Linked DNA regions of Homo sapiens: all the other regions are linked to region 2. Evidence: chromatin loops called from intact Hi-C (ENCODE). Cell type or tissue: CD4-positive, alpha-beta T cell. All regions are shown on one strand.

Region 1 (8,000 bases), 270 kb after region 2:
TCTTTTCAAAATAAAGCAAGACTCCTCCAAAGGTGGATCGATAGCTCCTCTACTTCTAGAGACAAAAGACTGCCAGGAACTTTCAGAGGAATTTTTTTTTCTTTTTCTTTTTTTTTTTTTAAGATGGAGTCTTGCTCTGTCGCTCAGGCTGGAGTGCAATGGTGCGACCTCAGCTCACTGCAACCTCCGCCTCCCAGGGTCAAGCAATTCTCCTGCCTCAGCCTCCTGAGTAGCTGGGATTACAGGCGCCTGCTACCATGCTGGGCTAATTTTTGTATTTTTAGTAGTGACGGGGTTTTACCATGTTGGCCAGGCTGGTCTTGAACTCCTGACCTCAGGCGATCCGCCCACCTTGGCCTCCCAAAGTACTGGGATTATAGGCATGAGCCACCGTGCCTAGCCAGACTTTTTTTTCTAGCTTTAAAAAAGACCCAGATAATCCAAACTACAGTCCTATCATGTTATCACAACCATAAGAAGTGGATATTATGAATATCATTCTCACAAGTAAACAGAGGCTCAAAGGCTCACCAAAGTCACAGAGCTTTCTGTCTTTTTGATCAAATCTTTAGGCCAGAAGCAGTGGCTCATACCTGTCCTATAATCCCAGCACTTTGGGAGGCTGAGGTGGGTGCATCACTTGAGGTCAGGAGTTCAAGACCAGCCAGGTCAATATGGTGAAACTCCGTCTCTACTAAAAAATACAAAAATTATAGCCAGGTATAGTGGCACACGCCTATAATCCCAGCTACTTGAGAGGCTGAGGCAGGAGAATAGCATGAACCTGGGAGGCAGAGGCTGCAGTGAGCAGAGATCGCACCACTGCACTCTAGCCTGGGGGACAGAGCAACACTTTGTCTCAAGGAAGAAAAACATCTTTAGCAAAGGTCTTGAGGTGAATGTTGCATTTCAGTGTGTTTGCTAGAGGACAGCTAGCAAACTTCATTTGCTAGATCAGGCCAGAACAAGTACACATAACACACTATCAACACAAATGTGAAGAAGCTAGATTGCTCCATTATTAGAGATAGAAAAGCTGTAATAGTGAAAACTCTAAAGATCACGTATAGAAAATTGCAGTGACAGGAAAAGACCCTGAAGCTGCTGAATGCTAGGTACACAAGTCAGCCCTCCTCTTTTGTGGGATAGGATAACACACCCTCCCAAGTGCGCCACTCACAGCTTAACTATATGTGACTTAGTGCAAGGGCCCTCCTCACCATTCACCCCCAGCTTTGACAGATTTCAACCCCATTATTGTTACCAACAACCATAAGCACAGAAGTGTTTTCTTTTCTCATTGTCAAGGGAGTCCAGACATTCCTGATAGCAAATGTACGTGTGTCAATGTAACCTTGACAGACGGAAACTCAAACTCAAGTACAATGGCAACCTTTATATGCTGTAATATATGCACAATGATGGACTTGGTAATGCTTCTCCCTCGCCCCCAACTTCTTAGAATGTGCAAAATGTGCCTGTTAAATATCATAATCCTTTTTACTCTGAGCACCTTTTCCCCTGGAGCCTTGCAAGTGCTCTCCATATAATGGCCTATTTTTAAGAGTCCTCTTGAGACTGAAATGACATTCGGGCCTTAAATCTAATGATATCAGAGCCTGTCCTTATTTTAAACATTTCTAATATGATCAGAAAGACGCCTGAAAAATGAGCTCTTCTTGCCCTTGGCTTCTCATGTGCCCTAGGGAAGTCCTGATTTAGAAGACGGCCCCCTAACTCAAGTGCAAGGTGCAACAGCTGCTGACATATGTGACTGTGAGCTGATGTTGAAAATTTCTGAGGCAGGGCACAAACCTTTGACCCATCTCCCAGGCTTCTCTGGATAAAATGTGGTTTTTTACAGATCAAAAAGGAGACAGATAAGAAAATGAAGACTGAAAATCTTAGAATTATGAAAGAGAGAATCATATACATTTTCTCTTTAAATACTAATCATTTAAAATGTGTAATTTTAAGGATGCATTAAACCTGCTTGACTGTCCTCACAAGAGAAACTTCCTTCCTTTTCTTAATTCTGTTCCTGGACTTCTCCCCAGCTATATTAGCTACAGCCAGCAGTGAAGTCCCATTGAGTATTCTGTGCACTACTGGAAATCCTGTGATTCACTCCGTGGGCAGTGCTGAATTAATTGTTAATCTGGTAGTGGGTGTTACTTTTTCTACTAGATTGTGAATTTCTAACTCTTGAGATGTCAGGTAAAAGCACTTCTGAGAGAAGAAAAAGGATACAAGGACAAAGAATCTGAGATTTGCCTTCTCTCTGGAAGCCTTTTCATCTTGCCATAGGGAACAGTTGAACCATCAAAAGCCCATTTATAATTAGTGTTAGTGAAACCAGGGGCTTTGGGGAATATTGGTCGTGAACAAAGGCAAGATTGGCAAATCTTGTTAAATTTTGTTAAACGGAAGACCCAGGATTTTTAAAAGCTGAAATACAGAATATAATATTAGTAAACTCATATGATTCTGCTTAAGATAATTTTTAAAACAAATGTTAAAAGGGTAAATTTTTAAAAAGAAAATTATATATATGTACTTTTATATATATGTAGGAACGTACATATATATACGTATATACATAGGCATGGACTTTTTCCTGGAAATTACCATAGCTACAATATGTCACTGGTCTATATCATGTTAATTAGCACTTGATCTGTGAAAGAAATCTGAGCGTGAGGTAATTCAGCACTGTCACCCAACTGGCCACATTAATCTTGAGTATTTTCCCCAGGGGATTAAAATCTGTCACCTGATGTGGCTACCAAGGTGAAATACATCCTCTCTCCTATGCTTTGCTAAGGACAGAGAGGGGCCAATTTGAGCTGTGCTAGAACAGGTTTGTTTGAATGGAGCCAGCATGTGAGCCCACTCAGACAATGGTCTGAGTTCTTCATTGAAGTCGTCTTCTTCCTCTGGTTCCAGTGTAGCCAGTGATGCAATTTGGTTTGCCCTTTTGCAGTGAGAACCGATTGGCCATAAGGTACTCAGCCTACGTTTCCTGCTCAAATGCAAGCAAATCAGTTGATTTACCAGCTCTGAAAATGTTGTGATCTAAACTTGTGCTAATAGAAACCCAAAGAAAGTGACACACATAAGACGTGTGGAAGTGCCTAGGGCTTCTTGGCATTCAGGAGCAGGGGAGTAGAGCATGCTGTACTTAATCAGGATTCGATTCTGTAGCTCTTTACCATCTACGAAATTATTTTTACCACATCCTATTAAAATTGGGAGGCAGCCTTGTTTGGTAGGAAAAATATAGCTTTGGAGTCAAGCAGAGCTGTATTTGAACCCTGGTGCTGCCACTTAGAAACTCTGGGAGGGACCTCAGGCGCTGAGCACTTTACCCCCTCTAACCTCCATTCCTCATTGGTAAGTGTGGGTGATGATGTCCAGCCGATAGGGATGCTGTGAAGGGTGAGAGATACCATATTCAAGTTCTTAGTAGAGAAGCTGATCCAAGGAACGTGCTTTGAAAACCAGTGACCTAGATCCTATTACCATCTTCCCATGTTTAGTCTTCTTCCATTCATGCTCATGTGGCTTGCTTTTTTTTTTTTTCTATCTTCTCCCGGGATTTAGAAATTACTTCCGGCCGGGCGCGGTAGTTTATGCCTATAATCCCAGCACTTTGGGAGGCTGAGGCGGGCGGATCACGAGGTCAGGTGTTAGAGACCAGCCTGACCAACATGTGAAACCCCGTCTCTACTAAAAATACAAAAATTAGCCGGGCACAGTGGCGTGCGCCTGTAATCCCAGCTACTCAGGAGGCTGAGGCAGGAGAATCGCTTTCACTCGGGAGGCAGAGGTTGCAAACAGCCGAGATCGCGCCACAGCACTCCAGCCTGGGCGACAAAGCGATACTCCGTCTCAAAAAAAAAAAAAAAAAGAAATTACTTCCTTGACAAAATCTCCTGTCTTGAATTACTAGTGCCTTTTTGCTGTTATGAATGGAATTTTTAATCATTTAAAATTTAACTTGGTGTAGAAATGCAGTTTATTTGCATAGGTGTATCTTATACCCTGCAACTCTGACTTTTTCATTTCCTTCATTTTGTCATTGTGGTTGTTGATTTTCCTAAGTATGTCAATAATTGTGTAATCAGTACTTTAACCAAAAGGAAGTACAGTGAAAATAACTTTATTCCTTTCCCCCACAGGCTTAGTGGGACTGGTTCCTGCCCTTCCCTGTCCCGTGATTTCTCTGGCCAATCTTAATAATTGTTTCAGCTGCAACCCCAATTGGAACTCACACTGGCCAAAGTGGAGCAGCTCTTGGGGGCCCCCTGCTGGGCCAAGTGTGACCTCTTTAGTTTCTGCATGGCAGGGCTCATGGAGGGTTCCAGCATCAGGGTCATGGCAGCCAGGGCGGTGGGTGAGTGAACACCAGGGGTGCAGGCTGGGGCTATTTACCAACTAGTACAGGAGATTTGAGTATTTTGACAATGGGTCCGGCCATAATGGTGTGGACTGGCTCAGTATCAGCTCTACTCTTAGGTAATAAAAAAAAATCCTCTGGTCTTGTCTAGGGCCAAGCCACTAGTTAAAATTTTATCTCATGCATTAGTCAAAATGCAAATCTTTAGGCCGGGCGCGGTGGCTCACGCCTGTAATCCCAGCACTTTGGCAGGCCGAGGCGGGCGGATCACGAGGTCAGGAGATCGAGACCATCCTGGCTAACACGGTGAAACCCCGTCTCTACTAAAAATACAAAAAATTGGCCGGGCATGGTGGCGGGCGCCTGTAGTCCCAGCTACTCAGGAGGCTGAGGCAGGAGAATGGCATAAACCCGGGAGGCAGAGCTTGCAGTGAGCCGAGATCGCGCCACTGCACTCCAGCCTGGGCAATAGAGCGAGACTCCGTCTCAAAAAACAAACAAACAAACAAACAAAACAAACAAAACAAAACAAAACAAAAATGCAAGTCTTTAAGATGAAAGCCTTTCCTCTACCCCAACTTGAGGAAAGGTGGGAAGATCAGCCTCCTCTCTGTTTCCTAGCCTGTACCGTCTGCTCCTCTTTCCCAGTCACCGTGGCTCTGGCAGCTCCACGTTTGACAGGGTGGAGAATGGGGGAAGAAAATGATCAGAAGCGGGAAAGGTGGAACTTCACAGACACAGATGTAATCTGGCACTGCTGCCTCCTGAGGATTTAGTGGCAGGCAGGATCAAATGTTGATATTGCCGCCCAGTGGACACAAAATGTAATGCAGTACTTAGATCAGGCAGAGCTTTCTCCCCTCAGCCTGCAGCTGACTCAGTGGAAACACGAATACAAGCGTGAGCCACTGCGCCCGGGCTCAACCACCTTTTTAAATGATATTTTTCTTTAACTGTAGACAACTGCAAGTATTTTTAAAAAGAGAAAGAAAGCAGTATAATGAAACTCCCTGAACCCATTACCTGGCTTCAACAATTATCAGTTTATGGTAATCGTCTCCATCTTGTCCACTCTTGTTTCATCTGTTCCCCAACCTACTCCTGGCCTTGCCTCTAGGTTATTTTGATGCAAATCCCAGACATTATGTCATTTAATCTGTAAATATTTCATTGGAACACCTGAGAAAATCAAACACTTTCTTAATATCATCAGTTATTCATGCAGTCATTATTTACATTTTCCTAATTGCCTTATAAATTATTAAGTTAGTTGGCTTGAATTTGGACCCAAATAAAATCCATGCATTGTCATTGTTGATATGTTTCATTTTTAAGTCTTCCAACAATAAGTTGCCCTCTATCTTTGTTGTTGTTGTTCTTACGATTTCTTGAAGAAATAGGTCATTTGTCCCGTGGACTTTCCCACAGTCTGGGTTTTGTTCACTGCACCTATGTGGTCATTTCGTGTGTTCCTTTATCCCCTGTATTTCCTGTAAACTGTTGGTTGAAGCTGGAGGCTTCACTAGTTTTGGGATCAGTTGTGTTGGCAAGAAGGAGTTGCAGGTGGTATTCTGTATTCCTGTCAGAAGACAGAATATCCTGATATCTGTTTTGTTTTTGTGATGTTAGCCATCACTGATAATCACTGCTCAGATTCATTAATTCACTGAGCATTGGGAAATGGTGGCACCTGCTGCTCATGTATTAGCTTTCCAGGTAGTAACTTTTATAAAGAAAACTTTATCAACTTTTTGGTTACCAAGGTAAGAGTCCTTACAGGAAAGGCAGGACAAATAGTTGATCGTTTCTCTTTATTTACCAGTTTTCAAAAGCACTGTGTCAGTTTCCTGGCAGTGAGTTTTGTTTGTTTGTCTTAATATAATATTATCTTGAACTCATGCATTTAAACATATTTGATGTGTGTCAATCTGTTGTAGTGCTGTGGTAGACAGAATAATGCTTCCCCCAAAGAGATCTATGTCCTAATCCCAGGAACTTGTATGCTGTTATGTGGCAAAGAGGAATTAAGATTCCAGATGGAATTAAGGTTACTTATCAGCTGACCTTAAAATAGGGAGATTAGCCCGGATTATCCCAGTGGGCCAAACGTAATCACAAAGGTCTTTACAAATAGATAAGGCAGGCAAAAGAGGAGGGCAGAGTGATGTAATATGAAGACTCTACCATTGCTGGCTTTGAAGATGGAGGAAGGTGGCCACCAGCCAAGGAATGCAGGCAACAACCTCTAGGAGCTGGAAAATGGCAAGGAAACAGATTTTTCCCTAGAATTGCAGGAAGGAACACAGCCCTGCTGACATTTTGATGTGAGCTCAGTGAGACATGGGTTGGATTTCTAACCTATAGAAGTGCCACTTTGTGTTGTTTTAAGCCACTAAATTGTGGCAATTTTTTACAGCAGCAATAGAGAACTAATACCATTACTATCCTTATTGACACTCATATTAACCCATCTTTGGCCAGTGTTATCCTTTTCAAGTTGACTTCCAAGATGAGGGTTTTCTTGCTCCTGATATGACAAGATGTTCCAGGGCCACCTACGGGTTAACTGGTTAATATTTAACTTCTAACCCAACGTATCTGTTGAAACTTGTCCTCTCGAATGTCATTGGTGATTTTTAAATGGAAAAATCCAGTCCTTGTCCTTTTTGTTTTTTTCTGCAGCATTTGATACTACTCTCTTACTCTTTCCTTTTCCAAATGACATCTATCCTCCCTATCCTGTCATTGCCTTTCTTGGGTTTTATTTCCTAGCTCCCTAAAACTGTCCTTGGGCCTCATTTCTTTTTTCATTTCTTTCTTTCTTTCTTTTTTTTTTTTTTTTGAGATGGAGTTTCGCTCTTGTCACCCAGGCTGGAGTGCAATGGCGCAATTTTGGCTCACTGCAACCTCTGCCACCTGGGTTCGAGCAATTCTCCGGCCTCAGCCTCCTGAGTGGCTGGGATTACAGGCACCCGCCACCATGCCCAGCTAATTTTTGTATTTTTAGTAGAGACGGGGTTTCACCATGTTGGTCAGGCTGGACTTGAACTCCTGACCTTGGGTGATCCACCCCCTCAGCCTCCCAAAGTGCTGGGATTACAGGCGTCAGCCACCGTGCCCGGACTTTTTTTTTTTTTTTTTTTTTTTTTGAGACAGAGTCTTGCTCTGTCACCCAGGCTGGAGTGCAGTGGTGCAATCTCAGCTCACTGCAACCTCCGCCTCCTGGGTTCAAGCGATTCTCCTGCCTCAGCCTCCCGAGTAGCTGGGATTACAGGTGCATGCCACCATGCCCAACTAATTTTTTTGTATTTTTAGTAGAGATGAGGTTTCACCATGTTGGCCAGGCTGGTCATGAACTCCTGGCCTCAAGTGATCCGCCCACCTCGGCCTCCCAAAATGCTGGGATTACAGGCGTGAGCCGCTGCGCCTGGCCCCTCAGGCCTCATTTCTTCTTTCTCCACGCTCCTCCCCAGTAATCCCATCCATGCAATAATCTTTCCGTGCCAATGAGACCTAAACAGGTATCTTCCTCCCTATCTCTCCTAAGTACCAATATCTCATTTCCGACGGCTCGTTGATAGTTGCCACCTGCACCTCATAT
Region 2 (8,000 bases):
GCTTGCCAAAAGGAGGAACATTTAAACCTACTGTCAGACAGATTAAAAGAAAAAATACACACTCAATGCAACTGCCGGGGGCGGGGGTGGGCATCCTGTCCCCAAAGCAAAATCTTGGCCCTAAATTCCATAAAGCTCCTTAACCACAGAAGAAGAACTTACACTGGCAGAGTCACATGGGTTGTGCCAATTGGAACAATTTCCATGGATTTGCCCCAGAATTTGTTTTTCCATCTCACATCTGAAATGAAATACCAAATATTACATTTTTAGCAGGAGAGGTAGGTAGATGAAATAGTTCCTAGGCTAGATAAATGATCAATCGCTATATAGTACAACCTCTTCACAATCAAGTCAATTATTGTATAGGATAACTTTTCATAAAATATAAGTACCAACCCCATATGGGCCCTTGGAGCAGAATCAGGGAAACTAAAATGATAAGATAAAGTCCTTTCCATGAATGCGAGAAGTGAAAACAAGTAGTAAGCACACAGAGAGGCCCAGGCTATAACTGAGTGTGTTATAAGGTAAAATGAAACCTGAGAAGAAGGAGTGACGAATATGCTTGGAGAAAGCATCAGAAGAGGCTTGTCAGAAAGGGCCATCTAAATGGGGCTTTGAGGAATAAGCAGGAGTTCACTGGGCAGAGAAAAAGCAATTTAAGGCCAAATAAATAGCTTGTCTGAGGGGACGGAAGTATAGGAAAACACAGTCAAATAGTGTGGTTCTGTCCTATAGGTCTCAGATTGTCTTATCTAGAGAAGAGTAGAAAGGTTGAGAACAAAACCAGGTGCAGTGGCTCATGCCTGTAATCCTAGCACTTTGGGAGGCAGAGGTGGGTGGATCATTTGAGATCAGGAGTTCGAGACCAGCACAGCCAACATGGCGAAACCCCTTCTCTATTAAAAATACAAAAATTAGCTGGGCGTTGTGGTGGGTGCCTGTAGTCCCAGCTGCTCAGGAGGCTGAGGCAGGAACCCAAGAGGTGGAGGTTGCAGTGAGCCAAGATCATGCCATTGCACTCCAGCCTGGGTGATGGAGTGAGATTCTGCCAAAAAAAACAAAACAAAACTGAAAACGAAAAACAATGGGCTCTCCAAGCCTGGCTAAGAGTCTGGTTTGTGTGCACTGAGTGGAAATAATCAGGCCACTGATGTGATTAGACATGGACCTTGCAAAGGCAATTGGAAGCCATATGGAGAATGGAACAGGAGTAGGAGAGAGGAGAAGCAAGGCGACAAGTTAAGAGGCTACTGCAATTGCCCAGGGGATAACAAACGGGATGAAGGGAACCAAGACAACAGACGCGGGGAAGTGAGTGAGCCCAGAAATACTAAAGAAGAAGAAATAGGCACTAGGTCAACTAGGTGACAAGTTAGATACAGACTGAAAAAGAACGAATTTATGAACAATGTCAGATTTCTCTAACTTGCAATGAATGGTGGTACCAACAGAGAAGCCAGGAAATAGAAAAAGAACAGCAAGAGGATCCCATCTGGCTGCTGCACTGAGGATCTACAGATCACAGGGAAATCAGGGTTGAAGCAGGGGGGACAGTGGGGAGCCCTGGCTGGGGTCCAGGTGAGAGAGGTGGGTCTGGGACCAGCGAGCACAGTGGGCCTCATATTGTTTAATCCTATTTATATAAAATGCCCCAAACAGGCACATTTATAGGCTGGGGAATATTGAGAGAAATGGGGCAGGTGGCAGAGGGGGTGGATAATATTTGCTAAAGAGGATTCTTTTTGGAGTGATGAAAATGTTCTAAAATTAACTGTGCTGATAACTGCACAGTTTATTAAATTCACAATTCTGTGAATAAAAACCATTGAATTGTACACTTTACACGGGTGAATGATATGGTATATAAGTTATATGTTCATAAAATTGTTACCAAGAGAAAAAAAAGATAGATGGCTGTTTAAAGCTAAAGTATTAACAATGTACTACATGGTTTATGATATACAGAAGACGTATGAAAAAATAGTAGAGAGGTTGGGAAGGGAAAATGGAAGTATACTTCTGTAAATCTCACTATATGAAACTGGCATAATATTATTTGATGATATTAAAAATATATAACATAAATCCTAAAGTAACAACTTTAACAAGAAACAAAACAGGTAAGTATAGCTAATAAGCTAACAGGGGAGATGAAAGAGAATGATAGAAATTATTCAATCCAAAAGGCAGAGAAAGAGGAAACGGAGAACAAAGAACAGATGTGACAAACAGAAAAGAAACATCATGAGGGCAGATTTAAGCCCAGCTACATCTACAATCACAACAAACGGAAATGGTTTACACAACCTACATAAAAGGCAGAGAAATGTCAGGCTGGGTTACAAAGCAAGATTTGGGAATCCTAGGCCCATGGAAATAGGTAGATTGCTCAGGAAAAGGCTGATGGGGAAGTATGGCCTAGGAGAAGGATGCTAAGGCTGAGAAGGGAAGGATGTAACACAGGAGCACACAAAACTACTTTGAGAAGACCCCTCGCATTAAAAAAAAATCCAACTTTTGGCTGGGCGCAGTGGCTCATGCCTGTAATCCCAGCATTTTGGGAGGCCGAGGCAGGCGGATCACAAGGTCAAGAGATCAAGACCATCCTGGCCAACATGGTGAAACCCCATCTCTACTAAAAATACAAAAATTAGCTGGGCATAGTGGCGCATGCCTGTAGTCCCAGCTACTCGGGAGGCTGAGACAGGAGAATCACTTGAACACGGGAGACGGAGGTTGCAGTGAGCCGAGATCGCACCACTGCACTCCAGCCTAGCAACAGACTGAGACTCCATTTCAAAAAAAAAAAAAAAAAATCCAACTTTTGAAAAAACAAAGAAGAGGTGCTTATAGCATGAGTGAGATTTACCAATTAGGAGGCTAGGAACCTTATGAGAATATTTCCAGAGGGTTTTGGTGAGAGAGCAGTTTTAATTTTAAACTTTAATAGCAAAGGTGAAGAAAGAAAACCATGGTACTTGTCACTTTAAACTGGAAATACTGATTGCCTCCAAAGAGAGAAACTGAGTGGCTGGGGAAGGGGGTTACAGTATACTGTTTCGTACTTTTAAAGTTTAATAGACTGCGTGTGTGTGTGTGCCTGTGTGTGTAAAGGTAACGTGTGATATCACTAGTAGCAGAGAAAAATATTTTTAAAATGTATATGTGCTCACTGTCCAAAAACCTAGGATGCTTATATGTTCCTTCTACAGTACACTTTTTTTTAATAAATTGAGAGATTAACAAAATTAATCCATCTAGGAAATATCTATAGCCTTATTTATTCTTTAGAAGATTTACCCACCCAACCCCAACTCAAAATATAAACTGAACAAAATTTTAGGAACAATCATCTCAAAAATGAAAAGAAGTAAGCAATGTAAAACACGACTTCAGAAATAAAATTTAAGTTTGACAAAAGCTGAAAACCCCTCTGCTGTCTACACTCTGATAAACAACTGTAAATATTTAATGTCTCTTGAAATATGTGAGGCATTTCAAATGATTTTTACATAAGATAAAGTTACAGAAATAAATGGAGGTGGCTCAGATAAACTAAGTGAGAGATGAGAGGCAAGAACAGGTGGCGCAGATCCTTCCAACCAGGCCCAAATCCAAGGACCACTTTTGATCTCAGTAAGAATTGACAGCAATTCTTGGATAAAATAAATAGATAACATATTACACAATATGATGGAAGTAAAATGTATTAGCACATTACCTTGCCAGAAAACAAAATTTCTAGACTCAGCATGACACGCAGAGATAGGCGGATGGTGGCTGACCTGATGGAAACAAAGGACAGAAAAACAAAAAATGAATGAACTTTTGTGTCTCATGAAATCCATTCTTTCTCCCCTGCACTGAGATGTAACAGCGTGCAATGCTGAACTGAAGGAAAAACTTCTTTAGTTTCCCTCATCAAGTGTGTCCTCAAGAGGGCGCTCCTGATACAGTCAGCTCCCACTTGCTCAGATTGGTCAAGGCTGAGGGGAAGGCCCTTGAACGGAAGCCTCCAGAAGCCTCCGTGGGAGGGCGGCCAGGTGGCGAGTGATGAGGATAGAGGCGCATTTTGAAAGACATAAAAATAAAAACGGAGACATGTGAGGACTGCTCATCCATAACATATAATCTGACATTGGCTACCAATGTCAACATCTCTTATTAGCTGTTCTGAAAGTAGCTGCAGATGTTTTAATTAAGATATCAAATAACAAGTATTTTAAATGCAACCCAAAATGTTCTTCCTCGGGCTCAGCCAATTTAACTCTTGAAAACTCTGCATCATAAAGTCCAGCCTCTTTTCAAATCACCTACAAGAAGACCAATGCAAGGTAATTTTTTTAAAAAAGAGTGTTTCTATTAAAAAAAAAAAAGGTAAACACAATTGTTGAGGAAATGTTAGTCAACTGTTAAGAAATTTTATTTATTTTTGGTCTAATAAAACTATCTTAAGCAAATAAGTAATCTCATTCCAGAAAAGAGAATCCCCTGGAGCAGAGAGTGCCCTTTGGCAAGGGGTCATTACTCATTTTATTCAGCAGTGAAGAGGCTGAAGAGAAAATGGCTCCTCCCTCTATTTCCTCATCTCAGTCACACTCAGGGAACGTTGAGAGGTGTATATGCTGTCATTCTAATTCAGCACTGGTGAAACCACAGTAATGCTGCCAAGGGTGTTTCCAGAAAGTTCTCTGATGTAGCTGATTCTTAACAGAGGTGTCTTACATTGAGAGTATCTAGCTCAAAGCCTGCACCTTATAAACGAAGAGACTGAAACCAGAAAGATAAAGTAACATTTCCCAAGCCACACCAATAGTCAGGGAAGAGGTAGCGGTAAGTCCCAGCAGTTTTGGTTTACCTCACTGGTTTTCAAACTTTGCAAAAAGAAGAAAAAAAATGTTTTAAGCAGCTGTACAGTTTTCAGACCCGTCTTATCAAGAACCCAGAATACTGAGCCCTTGCTTGAGATAAACAGGTGGGGAGGAAGGGAGGGCAGTGGGTGACAAATCCACAGCTGTTCACCTTCCTTGGGACCCTCAGCTGAGGAACATGGTTTGAAAACTACTTCTGTATGCCAGGCCTCCAGCAGGAGGACTGCACGGCTGGGAGGATGTGGTCACACACGCCACACCCAGATGTGACTCATGGGATTACAGCCGTACCAGTGTGGGCCAAAGAAAGGTAGAGACAAAGACGTAAATCATGTAGGCATCTTTCAGATTCCTCAATAAACACCAACGCCAGCTGCAATACAAAGCAGGAGACTCAAATCTGCTGCTCTTTGGTTTGTCTTAGTTCCCATGTGCCTCCTAAGAACGTGAGCCCTTCTGTGCCTGTGGGATTTTCAAGGGCAACTTTCACTTCAAGCACTGACTTAGAAACCTAATCCCATAATGTAACTCTCTGATTTCCTTTGATGTTGTCTTTTTTCTTTTTTTGAGACAGGGTCTCCCTCTGCCACCCAGGCTGGAGTGCAGTGGCACAATCACAGCCCACTACAGCCTTGACCTCCAGGGCTCAAGTGATCCTCCTGTCTCAGCCTCTCAAGTTGCTGGGACTAAAGGTGTGTGCCACCACGCCCGGCTAATTTTTTCACTTTTTGTAGGGATGGGGTCATGCTATGTTGCCCAGACTGGTCCGGAACTCCTGGCCTCAAGTGATCTTCCCACCTCAGCCTCCCAAAGTGCTGGGATTACAGGTGTGAGCCACCATATCCAGTTATCTTTTTTAAAAAAATCCTACCACTTGGAGATACCTTATATTAAAAAATGCTACATTCTTCTCCTTTTCTTCACTAGCTGTCTTTCGATGAAAACAACGGAGCTAGCTTTGAAACCATGGGATCATATAAAACAAAATCAAGGTGCAGTGGCATAGCCCTGTAATTCCAGCTACTTGGGAGGCTGAGGCAGAAGGATCCCTTGAGCCCAGGATCCAGGAGTTCAAGACCAGCCTGGGCAACATAGTGAGACACTATCTATAATAATAATAACCATTAATCAGCTCAAGACAATCCCCACTCCCCACTTCTCCACCCCAGCTGGCATGACCCACTATGAAATGGAAGGAAAGCTATGAAATGTTCCTCTCCCCCATAATGTAAACATATTTTAAAGTGGATTATTATGAAGTAGATTATATTCATCCCACAAAAACAATGTAGCAATGTGGGAGAGGAGCACTATAGCTTTGATGAAGAATTTGGCATCTTTACAGGTATGGCCGAATGTAAACACAGTATATAAAAACCATACGCCTCTTCTGTAATAATTTTAAACCCCATAAAACAGGGATAAATATACATCCATATGAATTACAAGAGAACCCCTACAGTATACACACATCTCATAAAAACCCAACCTTGATTTTTTTAAACTATTGTGTTAGATAATGAATGAATGTTTAGCAGATTATGTTTAGATGGGTTCAACACATTTTCTGAATAAGTCTCAACCTTCAAATATCAGTAACTTTGCTTATTTCTTTATGGCTTACACAGGCCTTTGGGAATGGTTTATTTGGCCCACATTGCTTTTAAGAGTTTTACAAAGCTTTCTGGGGAGATTTACATTGATAGCTTATTATTTTGTATATTTCCTCCTATTTCTGGAGCATCTGCCATGTGCTGCACTAGTGTCCGGGAACGAGGGAAAGGTTTTTGTTGTTCCATGGACCTGGGCCCTGACTGCAACATCATCTGCTGGCTGTATGACCTTCACAGCTTTTCAGTCCCTTCAGCCTCTGTCACCTCATCTGTGAAATAAGGCTGATTCCACTGACTCGGCCAACTAAAAAAAGAACACATACAAACTGTCCAGGATCATACACTGATGTGGATTAGGCAGAGACTAAGTGAAAATATACTCATTTAAAAGAGACTAAGTGAAAATACACTCATTTAAAAAATCAAAATATAGATTTCTAAAATGAGTGTATTTTCACTTAGTTCTTAGGGCAGCCTTGTATCTTGGTGAGCCTGATTTTATAAATTAGGAAATAGGGGTTCTGGCCAGCAAAGAGCTTCCCCAATGCCACAACATTAATGAGTGATAAAGGTAGCACTCCAAACCTATGTCATCCTCTTCCAGATCCAGGGCTCGTGTCCCTCCCCAAAGCCAGGACACATCATTAAGGTTCCTTCTCATGGACATTTAGAGAAAAAAAACTTTTGAATTTGACCTTTCCAACCTCAGTCTCGCATATTTCTTTGTAAAATGAGGTGTGAGGATCCCTCTTGGCTTCAAAATGCTCTGATTCTAACATCTGCTGTTAATGTCTTCTTCGAATCTTAGCATCAAAGGTGGTGGCGGATGCTGGCCAACTTGAAAAAATTATACAAAGGCTTTGATTAACTTCAATGCCCATGGAAAAAGGTAATTCACAGTTAATCACTTAATCTTTGTTGATGGCAATCTTTCTAAAATCTATTAGAGTAGAGAATAATGAGCAGAATCTAACCTGTCTTTGTTATTGCAGGATTTTGGTTGAGTCTGTATTCTCCTTACATTTTAATTCAGGCAAAAAGGGCAGTAAATGCATTTGTCTGAATTGACCCAGCCCTGGAAGGAGATGCTGTCTGTTAGCCTGTTGAATAAACCCAATTTAGACTTTTTTTTTAAGCATTCTTCCCTATCACGTCCTCTCCAATCAAAGAAGAGCAATTCTTGATTGGTAAGGATGCCCAAGCATTCAAGAAATTAGTACACATGGTTTTTATTACGCAAGTATTTATATGGTAACACATGTATCTATCTTTCTTTCTACAAGCCCCAATACAGTTCCCCTGGCAGTTAAGAATTCTGGTAATTTATAATTTATTTATATATCTGAGGCCTTTCTTTACCTTGACCTAATCATTTTTAATTTATGCTTTGAATGCACTTTATATAAGAGGTCAGGGGAGAAGCAGATAGGAAAAGGAGGTATTTTCAGTATTTTTGTACTTTGTAAGTTTTTATTTTTCAGATTTAGAAAAGTAGCCCTTCAGTACATCA
Region 3 (8,000 bases), 250 kb after region 2:
GTCTGCAAGTGTTGATAGGCACTGTGTAGGAAGACCATGTCAAATTCATACTGAGAATTACCATGAATCACAGGGAACCAGACTGGCCTTGCTGATACCATTGGCACTCTTAGTTCTACCAAGGCATTTCTTGATAGATTCACCTAGAGGAATGGAAGTCATCCTCAAGCTTCAGATTGACCTGCTTCATGAATGTGAAGGAATAATATATGGTTGTGCAGTTTATCCTGTTACCACTAACTTTTTTCTTTTGTCTTGCTGTATAGCCCAGGCTGCAGAGCAGGGGCAGGATCACAGCCCCCTGCAGCCTAGACCTCCCAGGCTCACGTGATCCTCCCACCTCAGCCTCCCGAGTAGCAGGGAATACAGGCATGCGCCACCAGGCCCAGGTTTTTGTTTTTGTGTTTTTGATGGATCCTTGCTCTGTCTCCCAGGCTGGAGTGCAGTGGCATGATCTCAGCTCACTGCAACCTCAGTCTCCCAGGTTCAAGCAATTCTCCCCTGACTCGGCCTCCCGAGTAGCTGGGATTACAGGTGTGTGCCACCACAACTGGCTGATTTTTGCTTTTTTTAGTAGAGATGGGGTTTTGCCATGTTGGCCAGGCTGGTCTCGAAACTCTGACCTCAGCTGATCTGTCCACTTCAGCCTCCCAAAGTGCTGGGATTACAGGCATGAGCCACCATGCCTGGCCAATTTTTCTGTAGAGACGGGGTCTCCCTATGTTGCCCAGACTGGTCTCAAACACCTGGGCTCAAGTGATCCTCCCACCTCAGCCTCCCAAAGTGCTGAGATTACAGGCATGAGCCACGGTGCCCAGCACTTTTTTCTTTTGAACTATTACTCTCACATGATTTTCACTGCCACAGGTGGGGGTCCTCTGAGATAGTTTGTGTGTTATCTCCACAGGTGATAGGCTGTGTTCTGGAAGGATGTTCAGGACTTGAATTTCAGTTTTCAGTCACTCTCACTGGATTCCCAAACCAACCTAGTTTGGGACAAGAGATTATGAAACACTCCTTAGAAACACTAGCTCATCTCAACTAAAATAGGGAGCGAATGAACCTGGCATACTAAAGTGTTAATAGTGACAAAATGAAAAATATAAAATAACCACAAAATAATGAGGTAATCTTGATGGAATGGGCACATGTATCTGTGTGCCTCATTTTATGCAATGTAGGTATTTCAAAGAAGTTGTGTGTGAAATGAATTTCTGTAATCTGAATACTCCAAACAGGCCAAAGAAGCCTTGTTATTTAAAGAAATTCTGTAAGCAAATATTTTTAACTGAAAAAGTAAGGAAACTCCTGTTTCAGAAATCATTTTGTATATTTTGCTTAAAGTGAGGCACACTTGTATTAAACTAAGGAAAAAAAATCAGCGAATCGGGTTCTACTGTTTACATTATGTATAATTTCCAATGACATAAGATAAGTGAAGATGCCTAAACTGATTTGTGTTTAATTCAGCACACAGCTCAATCTGCCAACAAAGAGTTTTCATTTGGCATTTGCAAACACATTATCATTTAGATAGCACCACCAAAGCAGCTTCAATGTTGCAACTTGAACATCATTAAAGAGACTACAATTTTTGGGGGGGCAATCAATTAGGTATCCACTTAAGGTAGGCATTAAGCATTCCTAATTCTAATTAATTGATTCTAAATGATCATTTTTTAAAGCACAAACTTTTTGGTCCTGTAAAAAATGTGGTGGTTAATTGTAGCTTTAAAAAGCTGGACGACATTTTAATGTTCAAAATAGAAGTTAAATATTTTGTAAAATGATAGTAATGACCAAAAAAAAAGAAACTATATTTATGATTTAGTGCCTCTATAATCTTGTTTATATCACCAAATACAAGTCACAACTGTCAAAAACAGCTTCCAGCTGCCAAATTGTTGGACGTGATGCTTGAGGAACTGGGGAAAGGAACACTTTTTGTATTATTCTGGCTTTTGTCTCTGATAAGAAAGTGGAAACTTTGCCAAAGATATGAGTTGCAGTATTTTAATACAAAAAACAACTGCTTAAAATAATTAAGAAACCGAACCACTCAAGACAAAACAAAACAAAACAAAACAAAAATTAGCTGGGCGTGGTGGTGTGTTCTTGTAATCCCAGCTACTCAGGAGACTGAGGCAGGAGAATCCCTTGAACCCGGGAGGCAGAGGTTGCAGTGAGCCGCGATAACACCACTGCACTCCAGCCTGGGTGACAGAATGAGACTCCGTCTCAAACAACAATAACAACCAAAAACGCATTTTGAAGCTGGAGCCAATGGGAGTTGCTGTTGGATTGGATTTGGGGATGGAGTCTGAGAGGAGTCTGAGATGGCTCCACAGTGTTTGGTCTGAGCAACTGGGTGAATTAGGAACACTATTTACTGAAATGGGTGAGACTCAAGGAGGAACAGGTTTTGAGGGAAAAAGCAAGAGTTAGATTGCTGATAGTAAATTCAAGACACCTGTTAGACAACCACGTAGAGATGTCAAACAGGCAGCTGAATGCGGAGGCTGGAATGGGGGGGGAGGTCAGGGATGAGACATTAATTTGGGAGTCACAGTGTATAGATGGTAGAAAGTCACAGGGCTGGATGAGGTCACTTAGGGCGTGGCCTGTCTAGAGACATTGGCCCAGACCTGGAGCGCCCACTGCAAGAGATCATGAGGGTGAGAAGGATGCAGCCAAGACTAAGAAAGAGAGCCCAGGGAGGCTACAAATAAGTCAGCAGCGTGCAGCCAGATGAGAGTGTTTCAGAAGGAAGGAATATGTGGCCAACCATGGCAATGACAACCAATATGGATGAGGATTGTGATCAACTGAACATTGGATCTGGTAACAAGTGTTTTTCAAAGGACATAAAAGCCTGATTGGAAAGCAAATGGGAGGAGAGGATGTGGGGACAGTGAGAATAGTCAACGCTTGAACTCTTCTGTGAATAGAGTCCGAGAAATTAGGCAGAAACTGCAGGTGATGCAGAGTCAAAGGAAGACCCTTTTGCAAGTGGGAAATATTGTAGCATGTTTTGCTTGCCTATGGGAAGGAGTCAGTAGAATTGAAAAAAGGAATGATGCAAGACAGTCAAAGAAAATTTCAGAACAAATAACTCAGTGTGTCAAATATCTTGGATCCCAGCATGGGTGCTCCCAATCTTCCCCATCTGCTTCATGAAAACCTGGGATATACAAAATTATAGGTAAGGGTCCGAGATTAGAGCAGGTAGGTGGCCACAACAGGCAAAGCATGTACTCAAATGTCCAAGTTTCTCTTGTAAATTATTACCTTATTACATCGTGACATTTAGCGACAGGATTTTAGATTTAATTGTTTACTTTCTTCAATCCGTCCCTTAAACAAAAAACAAACAGAAAATGGGCCGGTCGCAGTGGCTCACACTTGTAATCCCAGTACTTTGGGAGGCTGAGGCGGGTGGATCATTTAATGCCAGGAGGTCAAGACCAGCCTGGCCAACATGGTGAAACCCCGTCTCTACTAAAAATACAAAAATTAGCCGGGCGTAGTGGCGGGCGCCTGTAATCCCAGCTACTTGGGAGACTAAGGCAGGAGAATCGTTTGAACCTGGGAGGCAGGGGTTGCAGTGAGCCGAGATTGCACCACTGCACTTCCGCCTGGGTGACAGAGTGAGACTCCGTCTTAAAAAAGAAAAAAGAAAAAAAAAAATCGAAAACAGCAGGAAAAGAATTGAATTGGACAAGGGTCGGGTGGATAACTTAGCTTTCAATAGCGACACCTAGTGGCAGTGATCAGCAGTAGCTGAAAAGAATTGAATTCCTGACAGCCTGAGGTTTTTTTTGTTCTCTTTTTTCTTTTTTTTCTCCCCTCAGGAGTAGTATCCAGGACCCACCCATTTTGTACTGAATAAACATCCCTAATGGTGCTTGGAGTCATCTGAGGAGGGAGGTCCCCAGAGAGGGGGAAAAAACCATTTTCCTGGTGGACTGGATGTGAGCCCAGGGTTTAAATTGAGTCAGAAGGATAAACTGAATTCATCTTCAGAGTTGAATTGCTCTTCTGGTAATCTGGAGGGTTGGGTTCTCCCCTGACCTGAATTTTCCGAGGAGCGATTTGTGCTGTTACACACATTTCTTTTGCTATACGAACTCAGACGGAGGTCAGAATGAACTCTGGCCAACAGGGTCTCACCTTATGGCTTTGAACAATGGGCAGTAGCAGACGTTCAGTTCCAATGATTTTGGCTGGCTCTTAATTTATAGCCGCTCCCAAGACCCATAAAGAGGTGCCACAGTCGAGGCCGGGGGCGGTGGCTCACGCCTGTAATCCCAGCACCTTGGGAGGCCGAGGCGGGTGGATAACCTGAGGTCAAGAGTTCAAGACCAGCCTGGCCAACATGGCGAAATCCCGACTCTACTAAAAATACAAAAATTAGCCGGGTGTGGTCGTGGGCGCCTGTAATCCCAGCTACTCAGGAGGCTGAGGCAGGAGAACTGCTTGAACCCGGGAGGTGGAGGTTGCAGTGAGCCAAGGTCGCACCATTGCACTACAGCCTGGGTGACAGAGTGAGGACTCTGTCTCAAAAAAAAAAAAAAAAAAGAGGTGCCGCAGTCAATTTTAAAGGTACCTCTAAATTTCACCTTTTCTGACAATAGCTTGATGCTACAGAGGGTTCTCAAAAATCTGCAATTCCCCAGATGTGACAACTAATCCAATCCCATTAGTGTCAGGCACATCATATTCTCAGTCTTTATTTTAAAAAATGAAAAGAATAAACCATACAAATAGATGAAAACATCCAAAATAATAGAGGAGGAAGCTCACACAGCTGAAAAAAAAGTTTCTTTCTTGAAGTATTATCCAAAATAATATAATAAAACATTTTCATACATATGAGAATATTACAGGGATTAGAAGATAAATAGGCTGGGCATGGTCGCTCATACCTGTAATCCCAGCACTTTGGAAGGCTAAGGCAGGCAGATTGCTTGAGCCCAGGAGTTCAAGACCAGCCTGGGCAACATGGCAAAATCCCATCTCTACAAAAAATACAAAAAAATTAGGTGGGCATGGTGGTGTGCACCTGTTGTCCCAGCTACTTGGGAGGCTGAGGCAGGAGGATCACTTGAGCCCAGGAGGTCGAGGCTACTGTGAGCCAAGATTGCACCACTGCACTCCAGCCTGGGAAATGGAAGTGAGACCCTATCTCAAAACGAAAAGAAGACGAATAAAGTTCATGGGTTAGACTTGCAAATCAATTTTCCAGTTGGATTCTGATACAAATAAAGCATGAAGAAAAGAGCGAGTAAATTTCTAGATTTGCAGTAGTTTGGATTTGTGTTTGTGAAAATATAATTATATCCTATTCTAACCTGGTATGTAGTTTTATATTAGCTTTATTCTTGGCATGTTTAATATACAGGGAAATATTTGTTCTTCCCTTTGGAAACTGTGCATTGTCTAGGCTCTATAGGACACCCCTCTGAGGGTTATCTGATTTCGAGTATGTGGAAGCCATTTTGTAACTCTGTACATTGTAGATTATTGGTATTGGTAGCAACGCAGAATACTTCTTATCTATGGACAAGCAAATTCTGTCCTGTATAGTAGAGGTTCAACTGGCTTCCTTCTTCCACAGAGGAAGAGGACAGTTTTACTTCCATCTGAACAGTCATTTCAATATTCCTGATCTGTAAATATGTCTGTTTTTCAACTTCTCCCTTAAACTGCTTACAATCTCTGTACCAGTTTCCCCATTAATATACAGTTTAATTTTTACATATGAATTTATGTTGTGATTCTATCCTACTTTGAAAATTATCTTTTAAAAATGGTAATTTTTGAAAGTATCAAAATAATTATAAAGTTCTTACCTACTACTTCTATTTTATATTGCCTCACTATATATACATATATACACACACATATGTACACACACACACATATACACACATATATATACACACTATACACACACACACACACACACACACACACATATATATATATATATTTTTTTTTTTTTTTGAGACAGAGTCTTGCTCTGTCGCCCAGGCTGGAGTGCAGTGGCATGTTCTCGGCTCACTGCAACCTCTACCTCCCAGGTTCAAGTGATTCTCCTGCCTCAACTTCCCAAGTAGCTGGGATTACAAGCATGTGCCACCATGCCCGGCTAATTTTTGTATTTTTAGTAGAGACAGGGTTTCACCATGTTGGCCAGGCTGGTCTCGAACTCCTGGCCTCAAGTGATTCCCCCCACCTCAGCCCTCCCAAAATAAAATTCTGCTGGGATTACAGGCGTGAGCCACCGTGCCCGGCCTGTCTCACTATATTTTATATAGCTTTTAAGTTGCCTTGAACTTCCTGAAATAAGTTGAGGTATAAATGAGTAAATATCCAGTGCTTAATAATCAAAATGTCTAGGCAATCTCTAAGGTTCTCACATTGATAGTCTATGATATTCTATGCATCTGGGAATAGGCAGGTCAGAAGTAAAGCTTCTTGTCTCATATACCTTTTTAAAAATTGTGGTAAAATATACATAACAAAGTTTGCCATTTTAATCCTTTTTAAGGCATACACTTTTTAAAAAGGTATAATATGAGAGCTCCTTGAGAATATACAACTGAACCAAGAAAAATCGATGTCTTAGCCATGTCTCAAGTTTGGAATTTGACCCACCTGGGCCTTAGTTTGTTGTTGGGTCTTCACCAGCTGGCCTGTTTTCACAATTTGGAACAAAGCGCATTAATAATATGCCCTACTTGTATAGACAGCATGGATTACCCCACTTCCTACTGTCACTCTTGGTAACCACAAATTCTTGATTTAAGTAAATTTTTGAAAAGGAAATTCAGTGATGAAATTCCTTGTAATTCTCATGCTACCTGTGATTATAGTTAAGCAGGGCAGAAAAAAAAAGTAATCTACTTAATACAGGAGACTCATGATATATGCTGACTTTGACAGTCTTTGATTTAGGAAGTTGGGGAAAAAGGGGGAGAAGAAACTAGTTTGAAATTGGCTAGGGTTTTTAATCATTTATATAACTCAAGACAGAAAAAAGTCTGAGTGGTTTTATAAGAGAGTTTACAGAGGTTGCTTTCTTTTTCAGTCAAAAGGAATGAAAAAAATGCTTTATATTTATTTAGTATTTAAATGGCTCACTAGTGGTAAACACGAGGCTGCTCTTGGCTGGAGGCAGCCAGGCTGGGGAGCTTGGCCACCTTGAACTCTGAGTTCCCTTGGAAAGCAGAGGGCATCAAAGTATCAGCACACTTGTAACCATTCACAGCGAGTGAGTCAGGAAGCCCTATTTTGGCTCTGCAGTGTGGTTGACAGCATAGACTTTAGAATGTTCAGATTTATAGCATACTATTTTTTCCTTTCCTGCTGCTCAACTGTGAAGCCAATGGCACATTTTTTTTTTTTTTTGAGATGGAGTCTTGCTCTGTCATCAGGCTGGAGTGCAGTGACATGATCTCGGCTCACTGCAACCTCCGCCTCCCAGGTTCAAGTGATTCTCCTGCCTCGACCTCCCAAGTAGCTGAGATTACAGGCACCCGCCACCACGCCTGGTTAAGTTTTATATTTTTAGTAGAGATGGTGTTTCACCATATTGGCCAGGATGGTCTCGATCTCTTGACCTCGTGATCCGCCTGCTTCGGCCTCCTGAATTGTTGGGATTACAGGCGTGAGCTACTGCACCTGAACGATATCACATATTTTTGGTCTTTCTTATGGCAGTACCCTTCTTCATGGCACCACACCTGGCTAGCATGGTATCAATTTTTGCATTATTAGAGTAGATTCAACTACTATAATAAACAGAACCAAGATGTAACAGCCAAAAAAAAAAAAAAAATCGAGTTTCTGATGCTTATATCAGTCCAGCAGGGTATTCCAGGATGGTGGGGCTCTCCTCCATGGATGACTAAAGGACTCAGGTTCTTCTGTCTGCTGGCTCTATTACTGGGTCCTGATCAACAGTGCAACTGTCTAAACTGTCTTCTGCACAGCAC

What was found. Hi-C counts contacts between places; a loop is a spot of excess contacts. Peaks named below come from ENCODE experiments on the same cell type or tissue, not always from the same donor. Only the 100,000 strongest peaks of a DNase experiment are listed, where the experiment ranks them.
Region 1: it touches region 2 in a loop (6-fold over the local background); 73 of 110 quality-filtered maps call a loop at or near these places.
Region 3: a loop joins it to region 2, with 7 times the contacts of the local background. A loop is called at or near these places in 106 of 110 quality-filtered maps.

What each region holds. Positions count from the first base shown.
Region 1 is chr7:25,089,206-25,097,205 of GRCh38, forward strand. No RefSeq gene overlaps it. Among named protein-coding and RNA genes, the nearest start is that of CYCS, 32 kb to the right of the region's middle. RefSeq lists enhancers at 4,955-5,004, 5,025-5,104. In CD4-positive, alpha-beta T cell, CTCF peaks have their summits at 4,279 (motif pointing left), 4,490 and 5,215; DNase peaks (open chromatin) are centred at 4,306 and 5,216.
Region 2 is chr7:24,816,448-24,824,447 of GRCh38, forward strand. It overlaps OSBPL3 (oxysterol binding protein like 3), which reads right to left. Exons shown (of 23, transcript NM_015550.4): 17 at 3,728-3,791; 18 at 163-241. Among named protein-coding and RNA genes, the nearest start is that of GSDME, 63 kb to the left of the region's middle. In CD4-positive, alpha-beta T cell, CTCF peaks have their summits at 3,946 (motif pointing right) and 4,146; DNase peaks (open chromatin) are centred at 3,974, 4,664 and 5,124; H3K4me3 peaks cover 1,084 bases; H3K27ac peaks cover 3,672 bases.
Region 3 is chr7:25,066,400-25,074,399 of GRCh38, forward strand. No RefSeq gene overlaps it. Among named protein-coding and RNA genes, the nearest start is that of CYCS, 55 kb to the right of the region's middle. In CD4-positive, alpha-beta T cell, a CTCF peak has its summit at 3,774 (motif pointing left); a DNase peak (open chromatin) is centred at 3,742.